Linked DNA regions of Mus musculus: region 1 is linked to region 2. A link is a loop called in an ENCODE intact Hi-C map of the cell type or tissue named here. Cell type or tissue: heart. All regions are shown on one strand.

Region 1 (8,000 bases), 93 kb after region 2:
ATCACAACACACATACAACACATACCACAACACACAGCACATACCACAACACGCACATACACATATGCATACTATACACAGAACACACACATACATACACACCACATACAGTACATACATATAACACACACCACAACATACATAATACATAGCACAACACACACTACCTACCACAGCACACACACATATACTTACACACACCACACACAGCATGCTCATACACACCACACCACACACATACCACACTCATTCATACACAGCACACACACACAACACATACACAACACACACACACACACACACACACACACACACTCCATTAAATATAAAAGCCATAGCTACAGTGCTGCTCTCAGGTGCTCATGAGCTCCCATCCTCTGGACCATTATTTCCTGACAACTAAAAGGTGGGGGAGTTTGAAAAGGCTAGCTAAAAAGTAGCAGATTGGAAAATTTTTTAATTTAAATGTCGCTTGTATAAAGAAGGAAGTAACTTCGAGACAGAAGGAAGAAAGCACATTGAATGGGGTTTTGAACGAGTCTCCTTCCTTAAACAATTCTGTTTTTTAAAAATCCCCCCCTACTGTTATTCTGCTAAATGGACATAGTACCAAACTGCTCTAAATGTGTATGTCTGTACCACCAATCTTACAGCAAGTGGTGGTTCAGAATGCAGAAACTGAGTGTCACTCAAGTGCTCAGCCACAAATGGAACAACCGTGTCCCACGTCCTCCCCTCAAGACTCTGGGGCCATCTCAGAAGAGGGGTCAGAGGACTGTATGAGCCAGAGGTTGGGATGAACAGAGCAAAGCAATGTCTTCTAGACAGGGTCAGACCCTCAGGGACTCATGAAGTAGGGACAGGGTGGGAAGGTGGAGGGGTGGGGTCTGGAAGAAGTTGGAAGGGTTGGGGTGAATATGATCAACAGCCATTCAAGCATATCTAAAAATCTTTAATAATTAATAAAAATATTTTAATTCATTCATCCATCAGTCCCATGAAATCTACCTTCTTCACAACTCCTTAAAACTGATCTCCTATGTCACCAGTAGCCCCAGACTGAGCATCTTCTAACCCATCTCACTGGGGGCTCCTTAACATTTGCTGCCGTTGGCTTGCTCTCCCTCAAAAAGCCTTCCTCTGTGGTGTGTGTCTTCTTAGCTCTTGAGTTTCATGTCTCTCAATACGCTGTCTCGGTCTCCCCTGCAGACTCATGTTTTCTCACTCTAGGAACCCAGGGACCCTGGGCTTGGTCCTCAACCTCTGTTCTGGTTCCATTTCATACATCATTTCACGTCCCTTGTATCCTCATGAGCAAGGTATTGGGGAAATCAATCAAACTCAACTAATAACCATAGATGATGCTGTTGCTTCCAAAGTGGCTCTCTGCCCTGTCTGCTCAATTCCATCACACCGTTCACGTGACAGAAGCTAAAGACACTCATATTCAATGTCTACTAAGCTCTGCTACAATCTTAGGTTTGAGTAAGAAGAGAGAATGCTGGCAAAACCATTCAGGAAAAAAAAAAAAGCCATGACCCGGATGTTACATGGACCCTACAAGAGTCACAGAAAGTCCCCAGTCCCACAACCCACAGGGAGATAAGACCTGGTCCACTGAATGCTTCTAGGCTTCGCCTGTTGCCCACCATGTCTTATCTGCTCTAAGGACCCTGGACCACTGCCCTCTCTGAACATCTTGCTTGCACGCCCTTCCATAGCCCAGCACCTTCGCTCTCACCCATGCCCTCTTTCTCCACCAATTCTGACTCAGCTCTCTTCCCTAATTTTCCTGTCTAATTGCACAGTGGAGCTTCAGTGATTCCTCGCTGAGCTCCCGTGCATTTTATCCATTTAATGGGTACTCTCTGGACATTCTGTCATGGAATGCCAGCTAGAGACAACTCGTTTTCTTAGGTTATACATATTCTTTCATCCAGACTCACTTGGAGCCCAAGGAAGTGGGTAAGACTGCGATTCTCACTTCATGGATGAGGAAACCGGTTCTCAGAGAGAGTTGGTAACCTACCCGCAGTCACTCGGCTAGTGGATGATAGATGAGGGACCAGAACCCTGACCACTGTGAAACATCCAAGCCCACGTTCTTCTCCACCACAGTATCACTCAGCGTCTGCCTATTCTTTGTCCCCTCCTTAACTAGCTAAAGCTCCCCAAGACACCTCCCTGCACAGGAGAATCATGGCTGAATTGGAAACCCTAAGGCTACTAATCCAAGAGGTAGCAGTTAGAGAAAGAATGGATGCTCCAAACTGAGCCTACTGCATTCCATTCAGTAACTTTCCAACAATTCGACCCCTCCATGTGTCTCTTAACCGGGGTCCTTATTATGTGCTTGGTGTGGCTTCGCTCTTGACTAAGTATTTCTCCTTAAGATCAATATGCTGCTCAATTGCCAAGTCGAGGGAAAGGATACTTCTGGCAGAAGAAAAAAAATATTGACCAGGCTGCGCTAAGTCCATTTACACGGGGCATTACATACATCACAGGAGCTTGGGATAGATGCTGAGCCCACACGGTGAGACAAGGAGCTAAGAGCACTGGAGATCAGCGCAACCAGCTGCTGTCTCTGGGGTAGAGTTGCCGCATTTCACCCATGTAAACAGAAAAACCCTAAGGGATTTCAACCTCCCAACAGAGCGTTCATCTTGAGAATCCAAGTGTGATCTGGCAACCTTCACGTAGACAAATGTGTCTTCCGTTCCTTGAGACAAGAGCCTAGGTAGACCTTCTACTTAGAAGCATAAGAACAAGCAGAAGCAGTCATACTCCCCCCGGGTGTAGATCCAAAAGAATCACAGTCAGCTACAATAGTGACACTTGTGCACCCATGTTTATTGTAGCTCTACTGACAATAGCCATGGTATGGAGTCAACCGGGTACCTATCCACAGATGAATAAATAAAAAAATATATAGTTATGTGGGGCTATATGTGTGTGTGCAGTATTGTTCACTATAAAGAAGAAAATCATGTCATTTATAGGAAAATGGACAGAAGCAAAAAAAAAAAATCACCATTTTACCTGAAGTGAACCCAATTCACAGAGATAAATATCACATATTTTCTCTTGTATGTGTGTAAAAATAAAGGGCTATCAGGATGCAGAAGAGCAAATGAAGCAAACACCTTAATGTCCAGGATTATTAGATGCAATATATATATATACACACACACACACACACACACACACACATATATATATATATATATATATATATATACACATATATGCTCCCAAAGTAAAGAAAGGGTTATCCTCAAAAGTGCAAAGTCAAACAAAAAAGCAAGCAGAACCATTGAGAAATGAGCAAAGGTTTTAAACAGTTGTCCCTCTAGAGGATGCACCCATGATATAGAAAGCACAGCATCCATTATCATCAGGGACATGTACATCAAGACCACAGTGTGACCACACCCACCAACTTTAGGATGGCCTCCACCTCTCTCTTCTCTCCAGCCTTGGTGGAACCTTCTATGACCTTCAGTAACCCATGTCCCTCAGCAGCGATGCTATCACAGTTTGCCCCTAGCTGACTGTGTCTAACCTTGGTTTGTTCCCCTGTGTGCTGGCCCGGGGGCACTGTGCAGTGCTAAGTACCCTGTGTTCTGTGTCTCTTACACGCAGGACAATTACACCCTGAGATTTATTTCTCATTCTCCTAACCACACTGAAATACAATGGTTCCAGCCGCACTATTTTTAGGGTGGAAAAACTGAAGCTCAGAGAGCTGTCGCTCAAGGCCACATCAGCAGAGCCAAGGCCACATCAGCAGAGCCACTCATGAGGTCTGACTTGTCCAGCTCTAAAGCTTGTGTGTGTTCTTCCTTAGAAATAATGTTAGGAAGTAAGGCGGATATCAGAACTATAGGATCTGAAAACAGAACCCTGCACTGTTACTTACTTCAACTCTTGACCTGATGTGACAACTCTGTACCCTGTGTGACACTCAATTGTGCCTTGCCATGGTCACTTCCCTATTGCCTTACCGTGGGTCGCTTCCATATGATGCCTTGAGTTTCTGCAGAGCCTGGTCCAAGATCCCTGTAGCCCAAAGCTGACGGACATGCCGGGAATTCCGGGTCTTTAAATAGGACCCCTGAGTTCAAGCATTGCTTTCTCAGGGTCTCGAAGTCCTGGCCCAGATACTTCACAGCATTCTGGTTAGAGCCAAGGCCCTGAGCAGCTGCACGTTGCTTGGATATTCCAGCTGCCAGGGCTGCCATGGCCTGCCTGTGCGTCCTGTAGGTGACAGGAAAGCAGGGCTTCTGTGTCCTCTCAGACATCTGCCCTATGGGGATGCTGCCCTTTAAGGCAGCTCCCAAGGAGGTGTGGCCTGTAAACTTTGCACCTGAGGGAGGCCCTGTTCCAAAGGGACATGAGTCATAAACAGAGTCAAATATGTATCCAAGGTGCAGGCAACTCTGCCCCACCTTCTCCTGCTGTTCACTATTTGGACACCACAATGGAGGCTATCAGGAGTCTCCAAGTTGGATAGGCTGGGGTGATTTCTCCTCCAGAGACTCTGTAAGGAGAGGCCCTGCTCATGCCTTGGTTTTAGTCCAGTGGAAATGACTTAGGTCTGTGGGTGCCCAGAACAGAAAGAGACTAACCCTCTGCTCTTTCATTTTTACCGAGCATGGTGCCTTGCCTGCATGTACACCTGTGCACTACATAAGTGATCTGTCCTTGGAGGCCAGAAGAGGGCACCAGAGTCCCCAGAACTGGAGTTCCAGACAACTGTTAGCTTCCATGTGGGTGTTAGGAGTCCAACGCAGATCTTTGCAAGAACAGCCAGTGCTCTCTCAAACCCTAAGCCATTGCTCCATCTCCAACTTCTGCTCTTTTCAGTCACTTGTGTTCGTTTGTTACAGAAGACACAGGCAGCCAGTACAGTGTGACAAGAATTCTCTGAACTACTTACCCACAACACAGTCTCCCTAGTAACCTGCATTAATCGCCACCATCTCAAAGAGTGTTCTGGGGGCTGGCTGTAAGATGCCTCAGTGGATACGAGGGCTTGCCGCACAAGCAGGACAATCTACATTCAGAGGTAGAGACCAGAGAATAAGGAGTCTGAGGTCACTGTGGGCTAAATGGTGAGTTCAAATCCAACCTGGGTTACGTGAGACCCTGTCTCTAAAATGAAATAAAACAGAATATAAAATAATCATGATTCAGCAGTTCTGAGCTAAGTCTCTAGGACCCATATCAGAGTCTTTAGACCATTCACCTGCAGATGATTCTAAAGCGGGTTCACACTGGTCTCTGAACCAGACAGCCTCTGAGGCTGCCGGTCTTCCCGCTGAGGGTCATCCACGTGTTCAGCCCTGAGCTTGGTGCTTCTGAGAGAGCATGTTTACCTGCCAGACATGAAACAGACAAAAGCAGGGTTTCCCGTGATTCACCAGAAATACAAGGTCAGCATGACCTTCCAGGACAGGAGGCAGTTATACGAAAGCTTTGGCTCCTCCGTGCCTCAGGAGCCCCCATTACTCCCTCAACGCCTCTATTTGCGTTAACACTCGCTCAGTGTTGGGCTCACTGAGGGTTCACAGCTAAGTTTCCACCCTGCACAAGGCTGACCTACCCTTCCTCTAAACCAGAACCCCAGCTCCACCCCATCCCCTGACGTTGCCTGGAACACTGAAGATCCTAGAAGCCTTGAAGCCCTAATTTGGGTGGAGGAGGCATTTTTATTCCTGACCCTATTGCCTAGTTAACTGAGATTCGTGCTGAGTCACAGGAACCAGTGGTTGCTCTGAACACAGTTTTCTGGCCATCCCCAGCAAGCTAAGAGGAACGCCGGGCTTCTGCGTGGCTAGTGGGAGCCGGAGCACACCCGTCCTGCTGACTTTGCCACCTGTTCCCGTGTCTCTCCTTCCTCCATGGAGCATTGATTTCTGTTTAGGGGATGTCGTGTTTGTCCCACTTCAGGGCTTTGCAGGCGCTGTTCCTGCCAAACTGCAATACTCTTCTGCTCTGCTCTCTGATCATCCTTCAGACCTGTGCCCCGGAAGTTTTTCCCCAAGGCCACCCCTCAAATTTAGCCCCTCCCTCCTTTCACACTATCAGATGAGTACGCAAAGCCTCGCCCAGCACGGACTCCTGTCCTCAGTGAGTTAAAGCCTCTCGGCCCCATCAGGCTTTGTGTCCCACAAGGACACTTATCGGGACCAGTTTTATTTGCCACTCAGTCCCCGGCTCCTAGGACTCTCCCAGAAACACAGTAAATATTTGTTATATGAAGAAACAACCGCATATCTAGATTTCCAGTAGATAGATTTCCAGTAGATAAATAGATAGACCCAGGATGTTACAGACCTGGTAGCCCCAGACAGGGTCACTGGTTAGTTAATAAAGAACTCATGGGAGCGTTTGTTTTTCCTCTGTGTTTCTTCCCTATGCTTCCCTGAAGCACCGCCCCCCTCTCAGACTGACAAAAAAAAAAAAAAAAAAAAAAAGAGCAAGCCCTTCCTCTTCCAAGCACAGAAGCTGCACAGCTGGTAATTCTACTTCCCCACGAGGGAGCTCCTCTGGGGTTAGCCATCTATCCTTCCTTCCCACCACCCCCCCCACCCCTTCCTAAATTGCCTCATTCCCGATCCAGATGCTATACCAAGAAGCCCTTCCTCATCAGGCAGGCAGGTCTGAGCCGCTGCAAATAGAGCCCTCATTTGCCCAGTCACGAAAAAAAAAAAAAAAAAAAAAAAAGGTAAATGGTTCAGGGAGGCCCGGCACAGCAGCCCCTCTCGAGCCGACATGTCTACCTGTTATCCAGCCAGGCACCAAAGAGGAAGCAACCTGTACCCACAGTCTCTGTCCATCTGGACAGATGTCTTCCCAACTTTAAACCTGAGACAGCTGCAAGAGCCAGAGACAGCTCCCTGCCAGGAAGCCTCGGGATCCATTACAGAGGCAAGGAGTCTGTGCAGACACCTGCCTGGCAGCTCCTACTTAATAAAAGCACCTCTTGGCAAATAGCCGGCCCCTGAGCCTCACCCACAGGCAAACCCTCCTTGGCTACAGGGAGCCAGGCAGTAGTGTCCCCTCAGCAAGAAAGATAGATCACCTTGGTTACACCCAAGGGCCCAAGTATGCCTCTCAGGCAATTAAAATTTGTAAAGCTTGTTGTCTTGCATAGCTATCATGCTGGAAATGGGTGGGTGAAAGTTGGTGGATTTGCCTCCTGAGCCTCCCACGTTTGGAATGCTAAGGGAAGCGAGAGTCGGACTCGGTGCCTAGAGCATCTCGGGGTGCTCTTACGCGGCTGGCAGAAGTGGAAAGCGGTACAGATGTTTTGGGAAACAGTCTGGCAGTTCTGCAAAATGCCAGACCGTGGAGTTTCATGGCAGCTCCCAGCAGCACTCCACCGTTAGAGAATAACAAGTAGAGGTCCATTCACACCATGTGCATGAAGAGTCCCTCGTGACACAGGGGAGAAACAAGCACACACCAATCCATGGGTGAGCAGACCAAATGTAGCACATCCCGGGGAACCTAGAAGGGAATAGCACTTAGTCATAAAAATGAATGCAGCACTTAGGTGTGATGTCATACACCTGGGAACTCAGTACTTGGGAGGCAAAGGCAGGAAGATGGTGAGCTCAAGGCTAGCCCAGAGGACTCAGCAAGAGATGGGGGTAGCTCGCAGTACACCATTCCCCTGACATGAGCAAGGCCCCAAATTCCATCCCCCAAGAGTGGATGCTGAAACTTTACGCAAATTAAATGAAGCTAATCAACAAAGGCATGGCACTCTCCAAGTCACTGTAATGAGACATCTAACAATCAAGTTCCATCCACAGTTTGCATCCTTACCGCAGGGAGGGTGTGACAGAGCGGAGCAGCTCACATCACGGCAGCCCCAGAACACGATTGGCTGACTTCTAGAAGGTCCATCCCATTTTCTGGCCTCCAAGCCTTCTAAATGTGGTGCCATCTATATTCAAGGGAAGTTCCCCCAACACCACCACACTTAG
Region 2 (8,000 bases):
CTTTCTCTTCCTGGCCTCCAGGTCATCAGTGGCTCCTTTCACTCCCATAAGCTGAGGTCAGTGTCCCAGCTAGATGGATTCCTTGACAGGATCCATACTGAGCTTCTACCACGCGTAGCCAGCGGGAGTTCATAGAACTCAGTTGCCTCGAAGCCTCTTGTCCCGGAAGACCCCAGGGTCACAGGCTATGATGATTACTCTTGGCTGCCAGCTTGACGACATCTGGAATAAACTAAAACTCAAAATTGGCTGGGCGTACCTGTGAGGAACATTTTCTTAATTAAATAATTTGGAGTGGGAAGATCTAGTTCTAATCCAACTCTTTGAGGTGGGAAGACCCACCTTTAGTCTGTCATACCTTCTGCTGGAAGCCTCTATAAAAGGCATGGGAGAAGAAAGTTGCTCTCAAAGAGCCTACTTCTCTGAGATTCTAGTGTATATGAAAGACCAGCTGAGACATCCAGCCTCGCGGACTGAACAGCTACTGGATTCTTGGGCCTTATGTTTACAGGCAACCATTGTTGGGTTAGCTGGACCACAGCCGGTAAGTCATTCTAATAAATCATATATATATATATATATATATATATATATATATATATATATATATTCACACACACACACACATATATATATGATATGTATGTAATAAATCATGTATATATGTGATATATATGACTATATGAGATATTTCATATATATTTCCATATATATAATCCCATATATATATAATCTCTATAAAGAGATTCCGATTCATTCTACAAGTTCTGTCACTCTAGAGACCTGACTAATCAGTTTGTCAGAACCTATGTTTCAGGACCTTGTCTGGTGTGCCCCACTGCCTTTAGTACATGGTGCCATATGACCTTTGATTATGGTCTATTTCACACCTTCTGTCTGGAAGTGGGATGGCAGAGGATCAACCTCCTTGCTCTGTATCGGGTACGGTTCAAACAGGAAACCAGAAGTCTTTGTTATTTTAATCAGAAAAGATAATGGAAGGAATGCTTTTGGCCAGCCCTGTGCGTATTACCACACCGATGCCAGAAAACATCTGTGTCCTGAGCTTGGGTGAGGAGACCGGAGCTCCATGCTATAATTCCCGGACTGATTTTAATCTGTTTCCACAGTAAATCACAGCCGTGACCGTAATAGCTATCAGTGCAAGGCCTTCTAGAAGCTTCTAGAACCCAACAACTGGGATTCTGAGACCTTTCTAAACCCCCAGCTAAAGCTGGAGAGAGGATATCAGAGCCTCTGTCCCTGTAGGTTTGCAGTTGACATGCTCACTTAGGCAACAGATGCTGGACCGATTCTTAGACAGGCCAGAGGATAATAGTCCAGTCTGACAGCCCTTGCCTACCCCAGAGGTTCATGCTTATTTCATAGTAATGGTATCAAAGATCACAGAGCCCTGCCACTGCCTCACCATAGGCAGTTGTAAGCCTTCGTGTCCTGAGCTTGGGTTGCCCAGAGATGACACTGGCCAGAGAACAGAATTCTGTGGAAAACTCCATGTTAGCCAGAGCTTCCCTGCTGTTACCACGATGAGGGGAAAAGAAGGAGTTAATCTGCACTGTGGCTTCCAAACTTAGTTCCAGGATATCTTATCGCCAGGGGTGAACCATAGTAGTCAGAGCTCTGTAAACAAGAGGGTCAGAAGCAGATTCTACGCTTCCTGAGAAGAGAGAACAGATGTCATGCGCCAATCCACAGATGCACCGTGAGGGTCAGTTCTCAAAATTCCACTTTCTAATCTTCAACTACCACATGCCTACTAGAGAGGAGGGTTTGGGACGTGAGGCTAGGTTTGGAGGCACTGTGTGGTAAATTCTGCACATGGTCCTTTTCCTCAGAGTAGCACAAACTTCTATATGAGTTTCAGCCTGGGGTGGTCTGAATGAGAACTGTTATTCCCTAGGCTTCAGTATTTGAACTCTTGGTTAGCCCTGTTTGGGAAGCTTTGGGTGGGTGGCATTGCCAGCGGAAGTACATCACTGGGAGTGATCTTTAGGTCCTCAGATTCCTGCTGTGACTGCCATATCTACTGTTTGCTGCCATGCCTTCCCCCATGATGGTCCTTAGTCCTCTGGAACCATAATCCAAAATAAATTCTTTCTCCCGTGAGTCCCCTTGGTCACAACATTTTATCACAACCGAAAAATACTAACGCAAGCCCCAAATACCTGTTTATATTGCATTAGATCTATGATAACCAGGGCAACAGCAAATACCTGGGATGACGAAGGGATGAGAGAATCCGAGTTCTGCCCCCAAGTTTGTCTTTGAGAATAATAGAGGTGATTGAAGACCCTGATATTCAGGCAGGACCACAGGCAAAAGGATTCAAAAGTCCTATTTACCGGGCTGGTGAGATGGCTCAGTGGGTAAGAGCACCCGACTGCTCTTCCGAAGGTCCAGAGTTCAAATCCCAGCAACCACATGGTGTCTCACAACCATCTGTAACGAGATCTGATGCCCTCTTCTGGAGTGTCTGAATATAGCTACAGTGTACTTACATGTAATAAATAAATAAATCTTTAAAAAAAAAGTTCTATTTACCAAATCTTAAATTACTAGAACAATCCAATGAATAGATAAATATTCATGTGGTTAAAAGATACCTGGCTCACACACTAAGTTAATGGTAGAAATCTCTAGATATTTACCACTTACCACTTGTCAAAACAGAAATTCCAACGTGTTAGGAACAATCGTTAGTTGAACACCAGTTATGAATGCCAGGAGACTACCTCAGAAATATTTGAGGAAAGCTCCAGAGAACTGTAATTTGCCTTACACACTGTTCTATGGGAGTCTCTTCTTGTACAATAAGACTGAGCTGTAAATCACAGGTATGCTGTTGCTTGGTGAATTCTCTTCAGGGCCTGACAGGAGCATTTCCTGTCTTCTTCGGATGCTAATCTCCCTGAAAGAGTCTGCTACCTGCATGCATTCCTTTTCTCTTAGTATGCGATATCCCAACTGAGTAGCCTTGAACAATAGAGATATTGATCCCCTGTCTCATCGAGAAGTCTGCAGACTGGAAGCGCTCAGCTTGCTTAATTCCATGTGATGAAGTCACCAAGGGCCAGTTGCTTTCTGCTCCTTGCTATCTGCAGTGTCAGCCTGGATCCCACAGAGTGGAAGATGGGTTCCAACCCCTAGGCCCGTCATAATCCTGTCAGAAGGAAAGACAACTCGTCTTGCCAGACAATCTTTCCCTGAAGGTCCATAGAAGGCTCTCCTTGTTCGTTCGTTATTCAAGACTGGATCACAAGTGCATTCAGTTGCAAGGAAGTCTGCTGCTGTGTTAGGCTACCACACACACACACACACACACACACACACACACACACACACACACACACACTCAACCAAACTGGAAGGAGATTGAGAGAGAATCTAGATTCAGCGGTATGTCTCCCATCACAGGCAACTGCTCCTTCCAGCAGCCTGCTCTGTACACAGTGGGGATTTAGCAAATGAAAAGCTAAGAAATAAGGCATCCGAGTACCAGCAGGGGCTGGTGCTGATTCGGCCTTGCCTCAGTTTCCTGTGGAGTGTGTCTGACTTTAGTGTGGAAGTCTTAGACCAAGAACCAGCCCGGATAGCTGGTGATGCTGAACCAGGAGAATTTCCAGGTCTGCCATGCTCTTGTTCTCAAGCCATTCAAGGACTGACTAGCCCAGGCAGGAGAAGCTCAGAAATCTGCAGAAGAGCTGTGGACACATCAAAGTTGACCCTGCAGAGATGGGAGCCTTGACCACAGATCTGGAAATAGAAGGGCTTTGGTGGCATTGCTGGGACATGGCGGGGAACACTCCGAAGTTAAAACACGTGCTTCACACAGGCCCTTCCTTCAGAAAAGCAAAATCCAAATGGCTTTCAAGAGAAGAGGACAGTAGTTCAGAGGCAAAGTCAGAGGGCCTTCTCCCCCACAGAGACACAAAGACAAGGGACATTGCCTTGCCGCTCAGGATGTCAGTAGGGGCTCACTAAAACAGCTCAGTCTCTCCAACTTGCAGTGGTTAAAAATCTGATTTAACTGAGGGGCCTCATGGCCTTTGGCAAACATTCTTCCCGTGTACTTCCACCATCTTCCAAGAAGCCAGAGAGAAGTTGAGACTTCACCAGGGACTTCATCAAACAAGGAGATCAAAAAGGAATTCTTGCCCTGCAGACTCCGGGGTAAATGCCCGAGGAAGAGTCACCCCTAGAGGGCAGCAGACCATTTGAGCTGAAGGGATTAAAATGATAGTTGCTTTAAACCCACAGAAACCAAAGCGGCAGAGAGACATGCACAGTCTGTGGCTCATTGGAGATGCGAATGAGCCGGGTTTTCACTCCTAATTAGCTACATAATCTTAGGCAGGTTGGTAAGCATTGGAATGCCAGCCTCTTCACCTGTAAAATGGAATTAATCTTGCTGACTGCACAGGGCTGCTGTGAGCATCAGATGAGAAGAGGTGTGTGGTACTTCCTGGAACAGGAAGTCTCTGTGTCTGCCCCACTTACATATGTTCCTGGGGCAGCAAGGAACTGGGAATGCCTGCTCTCTTTTCTTTCCCTAATATAAATGCAGCTCAGGATGAAGAGCTAGGCAGGGGTGGCCAGCAATGAATCCTGACCTTCAGAGAATGCCATTGGCCAAGGTCTGGAATATGGGGTATGGTGTTGTATGGAGCCCTTTGGAGACCCACAGCTGTTCCATTCCACCCAGTTTCTCCAACCTTCTCTCTTGGAACTATCCATTCTTTGACCCCACAAAGAGGCCCTGGCTTGAGAAGATGGTAGTAACTACAGCCAAGTCTGGGACTCTTCTTTCTAATCACACACTGGGCCTGGCCTGAAGAGGCTGTGTGACTGCTTCCAGGTTCCATCATTATGTGATCAGTTCTGGACTTGGAGGACAACGGCTGCCATCTCTACCTCCCTAAGAAGTATCTGAACAAGCCACACCATAACTCCAAAGACACTGTTCAATTTCTCTTTAGTTCCAAGTAGAACAGCGAGTGGGGCTCAGTGGTAAAGCACACTCCCAGCATATGTGAGAGCCTGGGTTTAATTCATAGCACTTCCAAAGACAAAAGGTAGGTGAATAAGGAACACAGTAACCCACACAGACCCTTCTGAAAGACTGTCCTTGGGAAATTCATTGTCCATAGGGAAGAATCCTTCCGTCCAGGACTCTTGAGTCCCCTCCGTGTACTGGTACCTCTATGGTCATTCTGCAAAATTTATGAAAATCTTCTCTTTGAATTGGAAATGTGTCCTGCAAAGGAAGCAAACTTCAAGCACAAATAGAGATATCCAGAGCCTGTGGGCAGCCCTGGGGTGGCAGCTTGAATTCCTTCTTGTCCCGTGGGACCTCGGTGAGCAGTATTTTGCCTCCGTATCCTCGGAGTTTGATGTGAAGATGATGTCATCCCCTCAGCAGTCATTTGGCATTTGGGAAGCACTACACAAATAACCCCACACATAAGAGAATGGCATGTATGTGAATGGCAGGGGCAAAGTCCATCGCTACACACGTCTCGTCTCCCTGCCGGGAAACAAAAGCCCTTGAGAATGGGATGCCTGCCTCAGGCTGAGAATTAAAAGTCAGCCAAGACTCTGCTGCTCCTCATTTTCTGCCATCACCAGATGCAGATAGCAAGAGATGGATGGATGTGTTCTGAAAGCCACCAGCAGTCAAATCCACCTAGAATACTCAAACAACCCTCCTGTGGAGCATCTACGGTGACTTCGATTCTCTTGGCAGCTACCTTTAAACACTGTGAAAGTGAGGAGGCGAAACTTATCTTGGGTTGTTAAGCCCTCAACATCGATGACCTACTGTCTTAGTTTGGGCTTTACTGCTGTGAAGAGATACCATGACCAAGACAACTCTTATAAAGGCAAACATTTAATTGGGGCTGGCTTACAGTTTCAGAGGTTCATTATCATCATGGTGGGAAACATGGCAGCATGCAGGCAAACATGATGCTGGAGGAGCTGAGAGTTCTACATCTTCATCTACAGGCAGCAGGAGACTATATCCTGCAGACAGCCAGAAGGATGCTCTGTCACAGTGGTCAAACTTGAGCATATATATGAGACCCCCAAAGCCCCACCTCCACAGTGACACACTTCTATCAAGGCCACACCTCCTCCAGTAAGGCCACACCTCCAAATAGTACCACCTCTCATGGGCCAAGCATATGCAAACCTGGAGAGACTTCTAAAGGAGGAACCTGCCTTTGCCTTACATGTCAGTGTTGAAGTTAACTAGATGTTATTTGCATCCAGGCATGAGGTACACACTTATATTTCCAGCACTTGAGAGGCCAAGGCAGGAGGATCTCTAGTTGAAGGCCAGCCTGGGTTATACAGTCAAAACAATCAAAAACTTCAAACAAACAAACAAAGAAAATCACACAAAGCAAAACAAAAAGAGGTCATTTATAAAGATGCTCAAAGCAGCCCCAACACACACACACACACACATACACTCGTGCGCGTGTGTGCCTTCCATTTTGATAGAATGGTCTTGAGACAGCTTTAGTCTAGATGGGGAAAATTCAGTAGAATATATGATTGTATAAAACCACACAGTCTTTTAGTGTGACAAGTTAAATGTACGACCTCTGAGCTGAAAGCAGGGCCACCATAAAGTGCCATTCTGGTGACCAGCCAAGCCTGTCCCAACATGGGACAGATGGAGAATACAGACAGGCCAAACCTTTGAAACCAGAGCACAATTTGGCAAAGGAAAAGTATAAATAAAATATAAGGGGAATGAAACCCAATAGAACTTCACATAAGTGTCATAAGAAGATAAATGGACAATTTTGTACCAATAAAGTAAAAACTTAGATGAATTAAATAATTTTCTACATGATTTAATTCACTCCCAGAAACAAAAAGTAGGCTGCTGGGTTAAGGCAGCACATGGGTAAGGCATATCTACTATTCTTCCTTCCATAACCATCATTAAAACTACCATCAACAATATTTTTAAATTTAAAAAAAAAAGAAGAAGAAAAGCTGGAAGTCAGATCTACTGGTCCCTATGTCACATCCACCAGGCATAGTTCTTTCCTGTCCTGTTTCCCAGATACCCTCCCTTTGGGGACCACTGCTGAAAGGCATTGAGGGTAGCAACTCCCTGTGCTCTTGGCCAGTTGGGCCTGTCATGCCGCAAGAGGAAGCTGGCCATCCACCCACCCTGTCTGCAGTGATCGCCACACGTAGAACCCCATACAGGCAAGAGTGGCAGCAGCATACATGTCCATTCTTACCAAGCCTCTGACCAGGAAGCCTTCTACTTCTCTCATTCCCCGTGACACTGGCACACTGTCCCCTTTTCTGGAAGAATGGGGTCAAAGTGGGTCACATGTGATTCTAGTACCTACCATCTTACCTTCGGTATAGCAGTGTCAAGCCTAGTGCCTCCTGTTCCTTTCTTCCTTGGCTAGTTTTGGGGAAATCTTGGGCAAACTGATGCTTGAAGCACCTACACATCTCTAACATCTCCCAACACACACACACACACACACACACACACACACACACACACAAAGATACACAAACACACTCTAATACACACAAACATACATATACACAAACACATAAGCACTAAAACACACATAAATACACACACACACACACACACACACACACACACACACCAGATTAAACCTCCCACTTGGTGCTTCAGATTCTACTGCTGGCCCTTGCTGTTCAGGCAAGTCCTGACTTTTAAATTTTCTTTAAAAACACACACACACACACACACACACACAAAAATACTCACAAAAAAATATCTAATTTGTTTGCATTTACAGTGATCACAATCAATAGCTTCAACATAAGTGTCTCCCTCCTCACACAACTTTTAAAAGTCTAACCGAACCTGCTCCAAACCTTTTCCATTTTATCTCAAGCAGAGCACTCAGCCACCGAATCCCCTAGCAGCCTAACACCGGCTGCTGCCACTGGGCTGTGAGAAAGGGAGC

What was found. Peaks named below come from ENCODE experiments on the same cell type or tissue, not always from the same donor. Only the 100,000 strongest peaks of a DNase experiment are listed, where the experiment ranks them.
Region 1: it touches region 2 in a loop (5-fold over the local background); 19 of 42 quality-filtered maps call a loop at or near these places.

Annotation. Positions count from the first base shown.
Region 1 is chr1:182,561,305-182,569,304 of GRCm38, reverse strand. Capn8 (calpain 8) reads right to left here and starts at 4,298. Exons shown (of 21, transcript NM_130890.2): 1 at 4,008-4,298. The coding sequence starts at 4,244. Gm46248 (a long non-coding RNA gene) reads right to left here. Exons shown (of 4, transcript XR_001779884.1): 1 at 7,840-8,000; 2 at 7,285-7,518; 3 at 5,252-5,381; 4 at 4,824-5,157. In heart, a CTCF peak has its summit at 4,720 (motif pointing right); no DNase peak of the experiment used is centred here.
Region 2 is chr1:182,654,189-182,662,188 of GRCm38, reverse strand. No RefSeq gene overlaps it. Among named protein-coding and RNA genes, the nearest start is that of Ccdc185, 91 kb to the left of the region's middle. In heart, a CTCF peak has its summit at 4,209 (motif pointing right); no DNase peak of the experiment used is centred here; H3K27ac peaks cover 1,007 bases.